2 separate regions of the Mus musculus genome follow, and region 2 is linked to region 1. Evidence: chromatin contacts called from ENCODE Hi-C data. All regions are on one chromosome and are shown on one strand. The core of a region is the stretch at or near the end of the contact, and the rest is flanking DNA. Distances in the headings are between cores, read along the strand shown. Region 1 holds the start of Hivep2 (human immunodeficiency virus type I enhancer binding protein 2). Region 2 has its middle 11 kb from the start of Gm40603.

Region 1 (4,329 bases), core at 549-3,048:
CGGGGGAACCCCGGCCAGAAAGCCGGGTCGCGCCAGGTCAAATCTTGTGCGTCTCTTGTTTACTCCGCCCCGGGCAGGGCGGCGGCGCGGACAGGCGGGTGGGGAGAGGGTGCTACGGCCCCGGGAGCTCCTGAACGCTCGAATCCAAAGAGTGGGCGGCGCGCGGTCGAGCTCCGTGGAGAGCCCACCCGGAGGAGGCGCTCCGGGCGCCGGCACCGCCCAGAAGCCAGTGTCTGCGCTCCAGCGCAGCGACCTCTTGGGAACCTCCCTTGAGGGTGCACACGAGTCCACACACGCTGGGTAACGGCCCGAGGGAGCCCCGGTGTCCCCCGGGTGTTGCCGGGCTGGGGAGGAAGCCAGAGTCCCGGCCCCTACTCGCTTGGGATTCCCTTCCCCTCCCCCAGCCCCGCCCAGCTCTCCCAGGGCTGGGTGTGATTTCAGTCCCTAGCAGAGAACCAGAAGCGCGCAGCTGGAGGTGGCAGCTCGCCCCCTTTCCCCCGCTCGGCCCCCCAGGAAGCCGGCAGCTGCTCCCCGCACCGCTGCCCTAGCCTATTTGAATACCCAGACGAGGGCGGGCGGCTTCCTGAGCAGGGTGCACCCGGGGCGCCCTGGGGAGTGACCCCGGGGAAAGCAATTGGGGCGTTTCGAGCTCGTGAAAACTTCGTGCTTCCGCCCCGGCACGGAAAATGCTAGTGAAACACACTGTGAGCTCCAGGGGCTGCAACATAATTCCCCACCACCACCCGAATTGTTAACAAAATCGTGAGTGCAGCTGGAGGGTGAAGAGGCGAGAAATCCTTGGTACGCGGGCAAAATGTAAGGATCCCACAGATCACAAGGAACCAGTACGTGGGAAAGGGGGCTAGAGAGGGAAGGGAATGGGCGCGAAGGAGGTTTCCACACCCTAGTAGGAAATTCTCAGACCGCTCCAGACTCGCCAGTGTTTCTGCGTGGCAAGCCGATACCCGCTCTCAGCGGAGATCTCGGCTCCGAGGCAAGAGAGCGCGACCGCGACCTTCCCTCCCCGCGCGCCCGCATCAGGGCCAGTCCGGGTCGCACATCCTTCGCCCCGCTGGCCTGCTCCAGACTGGTTTTTCTGGTTCAGCCTCCCTCCCAGGGACGCGCTGGGGGATCCGATGACGTCGCTGGCTGAGTCTCTCCCTCTTCCTCCCTCCCTCCCCTCTCCCCCGCCCGCCCTCGCCGCGCACTCCTCCTAGTAACTTCTGTTCGGGGAGGCGCTGCCAGGAATAACCCGGTGCGTCCACAGCCCGGAGGGGAGGTGGCCGCTGCGGCTCCCGCACGCCGACAAACTGCGGCCCGGGTCCTGCGGCTCAAGCCCCAGCCTAGCGGCCCTGGCCCCCGCCCTGGCTCCATCTCCTAACAGTGTCCGAAAATAAATAAATATATAAATAAAGACAAGAGGAGCCTGGGCTGGCGGTGGGGATCGCCTCCCTCCCTCCTCCCTCCCTCCACGCCCGCCCTCCCTCTGTCCTTAAGGAAATGCTACCAGACACCCCCCACCAGACACGCTCAGCCTGGGCGAGGAGCAGCCGCCGCAGCAAGAACAAGGGCACCGGGGGGCTTTCCTCCCCTCCTCCTCTCTCTCCTCTTCCTCCTCCTGCGCTGCGGTGACTTTACAGGTGAGCGGCCGCCGCGGCTGCGAGGATCCCCCCCACCGCCCGCCGCGTCGCGCCCTCCTTCGGCCGCTGTCACCCGGACTGCCGGGAGCTGACAGCCGCCCGAGGGGCTCGCGGCCGGGAGGCTGGCGGCCGGCGGGAGGCGGGCTGGAGGTGAGGGGGTGGAGAGCTGGAGAGCGGGGCGCCGCCGTGCGCTGTCTCTCCCCGGTGGAGGAGGGTCTCCGCAAAAAGAGAAAGAAAAAGGAAAAAGAAAAAAAAAAAAAGACATCTTCGGTGACTGTGGCACAAGTATTTGCCAAGTTGAGTCTTGGACATTGAAGCTTGCCCGGAGCCCGAGCAACTTGAAAGGTCCTCTGGCTGGGTAGCAGCCTCCCTCCACGCTTCGACTCTTGGGTACTGGGTGCAGCCCTGGGGTGCGTGGAGGGCGCACCGGCCGCTGGCAGAGCAGAGCGGCGGGAATCTAGGTCCCTTCTCGGCTCGGTAAGTGGCCTCGGTTCTGTGTTTTTCCTGCCTGCACCAGAGATCGAGCTTGTTTCACTTTACCCTGAAATCGCCTTCGCCCAACTCCATCGCCCCCTTCGCGGCGCGCGCCCCCGGCCGCTTTCCTGGTGGCCCAGGGGTAAGGGTCGGAGGAGGCGGGGATGGGGGAGACCTAAGCAAGGGGGGGGGGGTCGGGCGCATTAGGAAATGCGGGGAATACCCTGGCCGAGGTTCTATGCAGATGAGGGGAGGCTGCTTTGCGTAATGTCCTGGGGGGAGGGGGCCGCGCGGGAGCGCTGGAGGCAGGAATGTGCCTGGTTACTAATGAGGGACGTGCACCGGCGCGCACCGCCGGGCCACCGCTGCGGCTGCCGCGGCCGGCGGTCCGTTGTCAAGTAGCGGGGGAGGGGGCGCGGCGCGGCGCGGGGCTGGGGGCGGTGCGGGCGGGAGGGCGAGCGGGCGAGCGGACGGCAAGGGCCGGGCTGCCGGCCTGCGGCCGAGCGAGCGCAGCGGAGGCGCTGGCGCTGGGCATTTCTGTGACTCCTTTCTCCTCCCGAGCGAGGAAGGAAGGAAGGAGAGAAGGAAGGAAGGAAGCGAAGAAGGAGGGGACTGTCTCCATGGAAGGTTCAGGCGGAGGCGCCCTCGCCTTGCGGGTGCACCGGCCGCAGAGCGGCTCCAGCCGCCGCCGGCTGGCCCCCGGCGCTTGGAGACGGGTGGGGGCGGATTGCATGCTTGTTTGTGCTTCTGGTCGGGGGATCGGGAAGAAACATGTGTGTTTGGGCAGTGCACCGCGAGGAGCTGGGTCTGCGCCTTTATGTCTGTTCCCTGAAGTGGGTGGAACGTTGGCCCGTTCCGGGAATGTTCCATGACGTGGTGCAGCCACAGGAAGGGGGTTAACGAGGGGCTCTCTGCCGCGGCGGCTCTGCTGGCTGCTATCAAAGCAGATGTGCTGCTGCCGCCGCACCTCTCACCTCCCTTCACCCCCAACCCCCTCCTTTCCATTCTGTGCGTCTGGTGCTGGTAGGGCTAAGACAGGAAAACATAGCGTCTATGTATGTGTGTGTGTGTGTGTGTGTGTGTGTGTGTGTGGTGAGGGTGATGTGTCTGTCGTATTTGGTGGGGGAACGACTCCAGATCAGCCTTGCCATCCCAGCTGTTATCACAGATCGGTGCGCTTTATACGCATGTGCCTCCCGCGTCCTGTCCCTCTTACATAACATATCCAGTGCAGCAGAGGACAGGAGAAAATGCGACCCCAACCCTCCACGCTCAGTCTCTGTGGAGGCTAGAAGGTCGGAGAGGGTCTCTGGATGTTGTGCTGCAGGGATGCGGCTCCCAGTGGGGAAGAGACCGAGGGGAAGCAGGGTCTCTTGTAGTGGTTCCTCAGTCGCCTACTTGAAAGCATCTAAGTGCAAAGGACTGCAGGAACTAGTCCTCTGAATGCGAAAGCTTTTGACTTGCGTCGCCAAGGGAAAGTGGGCGCTCTCACCTCGGAGACGCAGAGAAGAGAAAGGGTCTGTAATACAGTCGCCTGGAGGAGACCCGCAGAAACGTGCTTGGGCTGAGAACAGAGGGCAGAGGGGTTAGCATAGAGGCGACCAGAGGAATCTCTTGATAATAGGTTACACTGGAAACCCCAGGACACCTGTAATGGCTTAGAATTCACACAGGAAGCTGTGTGTGCAACTGACATTGCAAAACCCTTATGCTCTGCACAGTTATTTAGGCCTAAAATGAACACAGAGAGGCTTGCTTCCGGTCCTTTCATTATAATAGAAAAATTGAACTGATTTTTTTCGTTCTTCCTTTTCTGCCATTTTAAAAATAACTCTATTTAAAAACTATATTGGTACTTTCTTCCACTTCCAAAGCAAGACTTCAATAACTCACAGGAGGGCTGTTTTTGTTTCTTCTTCTTCTTCTTCTTCTTCTTCTTCTTCTTCTTCTTCTTCTTCTTCTTCTTCTTCTTGTCAATGCAGAGTCCTTTTCGAGGGCTATTTTTTTCTCTTCAGCAGTTTCTTTTGCCTGAATAATCAAACCCAGAAATTACTTGAAGTATTAATAAGATTCATACTAATTACATTTTCAGTACCCCCCCCCCCAGAAAAAGGCCATGGAACTTTAGACCCATTTCCTTTAGTGATAATGATTCTATTTGTCCTTGAGCAAACCAAGTTGTTTTAGATATATTCACATATCGTTACATACATAA
Region 2 (4,329 bases), core at 675-3,174, 370 kb after region 1:
GATTCTAAGAGGTGACTGGCACCTTGCCCCAACTCCAACACATTGTGAAGTCAGGGACAGAATAGTCAAATCCATTACAAGCTTAATTGGAGCTTCGAGATTCTTTTTCAAATCACACAAACTGAGAAAATGACACTGTTTGGTGGCATTTGAAAAATGAATAAAGATGCCAGGAAATTAGCCACCTCCTGGTCTTCACCTACCTGCTATAGAAAGTAATGCTGTGGTCCACTCACAGTTCAGCATCTTGAGGTCCTAATTTATAGTGTTTGAATTATAAGTTTTTGGCTTTACAGAGATATGCAGTTTACATTTTTGATTTTCCACCATACCCATTGCAGTATGCTATCTGGAAATGCCAGGCAAAAGCAAACTGCAGCTTCTACTAATAGCTGATTGGGAATCCATGCCTATGTCATATTTTAAATGTCCCTCAAATTCATGAGTGAACATAAATATTTCACAAAATCCTAAGCATTATTTATTGCTCCAGATTCCAGCAGCTTTCTTGATTCCAGAGTCCAAAGGAAACCCTAGGGAACCATGGAATTGGAGACAAAAAATATTCTAGGTATTTTAAGTCCTTGTTTTCAGACTAATATAGTTTGGCTGGATGTTTTCTGTTCAGTAATCAAGATGACCTCCAGGTGAGTCCAGAAAGTAAATCAAATTGGCCTCAGAGAGAGGTGGCCACAGAGCATTGTCAAGAATCAGTCCCATAACAGCAGTACGTAATGCTTGTCCATATGGTTATGAAGGGGAGACACAAACTACTCCTTCCACAAAGCATCACACGGGAATGTTTCTTGAAGAAGTTCAGATTATGAGCAATAGCAACTTGTTCTGCATAGGTCTGGGGGGTTGGTGGTACCAGTGAGGGCCATCTTTGGGGATAATTGACTGCCATTTTCTTTGTATTTTCACACAATAATAATAAATGTGCTGCCGAGGCCTCATTATAAAGATGGTGGCCTCATTAGTGAGGCTCCTCCCCCACAACCTAATTATTTCCCACAGACTCTCACCTGAGTGCCGTCATCTTAATGGGTAGAATATGATCACATGACTTCAGGGAGGCCGTGCACATTCTCATAATGTGAGTAGCTTCTTAGGTTAGCTATGAAAGTTAAAAAAAAAAAAAAAAAAAAACCTGAGACTATCACAGAATGAAGAGTTGCCTATCAAGTTTAAAATCTGGATCCAGGAGTGTGTATCGGAATGTGTATATCTATATGTGATAGGTTCCTAGAAGCCTTTTGAAGAAAGACTATTTGATACTCCACCTTTTATCATAGAGCACTACTTTTTATCTCATCTGAGATTTATTCTATCTTTAAAAGTGTTGAACTTTAAAAGTACACCCTCAACAAAGCCAATTCTGCATGGGCTTTCTTGGTGTACAAGATGTTCCATATGCACAAGGCAAGTTAATCAAAATGAACCACACAAAAGGGAATGACTTATGCCTGAGAGTCTTGCTTTACGTGGTCACCGCCATCAGTCCTCCAAGCTGCCCTGACCCCACAGGTTTTTCCTGGCTTTGAGAAGTTCCTGCTGCTTTCAGGGCTCTGTTATTTCATTCTGACTTTCCTGGAAACAGAAGTGCATGGGCCTTTAGCCTGGGTAGCTGTGACCCTGCGTGCTCCACCTACATCATTTATTTATAAGTTGGCAGGGAGTAAGTCTGGTACTTTCTGTGCTGAGGAAAGCTGACTAACATTCCCTGCTCCAACCCAGCCCTGGAATGCAGATGCTCTCAACCTTCAAAAGCCGACTCCAGCCATGCCTGTGCACAGTCTGGAAGACCCTGGGGCTCGAGAGCTCGAGTTAATGACACACCATCACATGGCTGTGGTTACAGGCTGTCTTGCCAAGGTTGTACAGCTGGTAGCCTGTGTGTTGGAAGATGCTGGTGCCCCCTGCTGTACCTGGAGTTGCCAGAGGAACAGCTTCAGTGGGGTTTAAAGAGAGCCCAATTTATCTTTTCTCTAAGGCGCCCTTGTTCTTTGGCTGCTGGCAGGTCTCACTCAGCTTGGGTTGTGGTTATGTCTGTGTTAGATACTAAGCCATCTGTCTTCCCCAGGGGCAGGGCTGATTTATAAGGGAGGCTGTAGACAGTGGTTGGCACTGTCCTAGCCTGGATTTTACTTCAAACTGGAACCCCCTGAATATTCTGTACTGTGTTCACTTTCTTGCATGGGACAAGCATTCCATGTGCTTTTTGTTTGTTTGTTTGTTTGTTTGTTTTGTTTTGTTTTGTTTTTGTTTTTGGTCTCCAGGGTTTGTTTACTATAGAGTTATAGAATACCACTGAGGCCATTTTTCAGCTCATTTAATCTTCTCAAATGAAGTTTATTTCCCCCTTCCCATCAGCTCCTTTTCCCGCAGCTGCCAGAAGCTCTTCACATTCATGCTTGCATTAAATATTTAAGCATGCATTTCCAGGGCAGGAATGTATTCTGTGCTCAGAGCAGTGCTGGCAGATGAATTTCTTCCACTAGAAAGGAGAAGACTTTATGGAGGGCTTATGATGGGTTGTCACATGATACACCAGGAAATAGAGATACAGGAGCCTCTATGTTATTTGAAGCTTCAGAAAGACCTTTATTCCTAGAAGATGCTTGGTATGCAGCAGCATTGCAGGGCCATGAAATTCTAGGTCAACACGACAGAATTAAAGCTGATGAATAATGCATGTGGACTTAAAGGAAAACCTGCACCTTCTGAAGGAGATGGTAACGTTTAAATTCTTGCAACCCAGGCGCACATCTTTTATTCAGTGAATAGGCTCCCACTCGCAAACTTTGTAAAGAACAACTTTATCATCTGTGGGGACTGATGTGACCCCACTGTTTACTGAGCACCACACATGCACTTAGCTTACTAATGGGGAAGAGGAAGATTGAGATAAGGATGTGAAGGGTCTTAGGGATTCGGCTAGTGCATCAAGGACCCGGTCCAAGTGGATTAGGGGTTCATAGGCTTTCTGTTGAACACTGCCCTGTTTCTCCTCACAGCCCCCAGGGCAAGGAATGCTATGCTTTCACAGAAAAAATGCAGTGCAGAAGATGTGCTTTCAGAGAAACAGAGCACACACGACAATGGCGTCATAAATACATGGTCTATGTACGTTGTAGGTATGCATGATAGAATACATTATATACGTTCATATATGTATATTTGTCAGAGGATATTAGTTCACATGATGGTGGAGGCTGAGAAGGCCCATGATCTCTCAACCACAAGCTAGAGACGCAGTACAAGTGGTGCTATGGTTGGGAGGTCTGAGAATTCAGGATAGAGTTGCAGTCTGAGCCTAAAGGCCTGAGAAGCAGAAGACCTCCATCCTGATTCACCCAGCAGAATGCAGACTCACACTGCCCTTTGCTTTGTGCTCAGTCAGGCCAGACCAGCAGCTGATAGGATGAAGCATAGTGGAATGCCCGCCCCCCTCCGTTTTCCCCAGTTTGTCAGTGTAAATGCTCATTTTTCCTAGAAATCTGCCATAGACATACCTAGAATGACTGTTTGGTCCACAAAATGGGCATCTTATAGCTCCTTCAAGTTGCTATAACATTTTACCAGGAAAGGAGAGGAGGACAGGAAGTTTGGTGCCCAGTAAGTAAATGCCCCCCCAGCCATTCCAGGATACATATAGCAAGAGAAAGAAAAAAAAAAAGGCTTGAACAATCGCAAGCTAACTTACTGAACTTCACACACATCATACACGTAAGCTCCCTAAGGACAACTCAACGGAGGTGGTCATGCCGGTCATCTGGGCATCCTTCTTGTCCCCGAACTAGTCTCTTTCTTCATCACTCCCAGGCTTACCCTTCCTTCTGGACCGAACATCATGGGGCTGTTGGCCCACTGCTGGTGGTTACTCTTCCAATTACAGCCTCCACCCTTACTTTGTGGACCACTGTACAAACACCTGCTTTAAACCGTAGTCCAAATTTTCTCTAGAGCTGGCATCTGGCTCACTCCTTCCAAACCTTTATGAAGCTCTGTGTTCACTCTCAGCTCCATCCCAATAAGTAACTGTAATTGCTGCTGGAATTCCTCCTCTTGGCCCTTTGCCTACATGCCTGCCACCCCTGGAGGGTCTGTCATCATACTGTTACCAGGGCCCCCCACCCCCATGCCTATTTTCTCTCATTTTATAATGCTTGGAGCTTCACTTCCAATATACACAATATAATCTGTGTGTGCTATATAATGCCTCTTTGTAAGATATGGAATGACTTAAACTTGGTCCAACTCTTTCTGTACTTGAAGCTGCTATACATTTCTCAAGATTTTCTACCCCAGATGATTAAAGTCTCTACA

The links. Hi-C counts contacts between places; a loop is a spot of excess contacts on that map.
Region 2: a map of left cerebral cortex shows a loop between it and region 1 (4-fold over the local background). The contact joins the enhancer-like site here to the promoter of Hivep2 in region 1. A Hi-C loop is called at or near these places in 8 of 37 maps with a recorded cell type or tissue (Patski, T-helper 17 cell, heart and 1 more).

The regions. Positions count from the first base shown.
Region 1 is chr10:13,964,581-13,968,909 of GRCm38, forward strand. It overlaps Hivep2 (human immunodeficiency virus type I enhancer binding protein 2), which reads left to right and starts at 1,799. Exons shown (of 9, transcript NM_010437.2): 1 at 1,799-2,117.
Region 2 is chr10:14,330,972-14,335,300 of GRCm38, forward strand. No RefSeq gene overlaps it. Among named protein-coding and RNA genes, the nearest start is that of Gm40603, 11 kb to the left of the region's middle. Within about 2 kb of position 1,925, at least 2 of the 3 ENCODE cell types and tissues checked have a DNase peak (open chromatin) inside an H3K27ac peak, as active enhancers do; they include left cerebral cortex, where a contact is called at or near this core.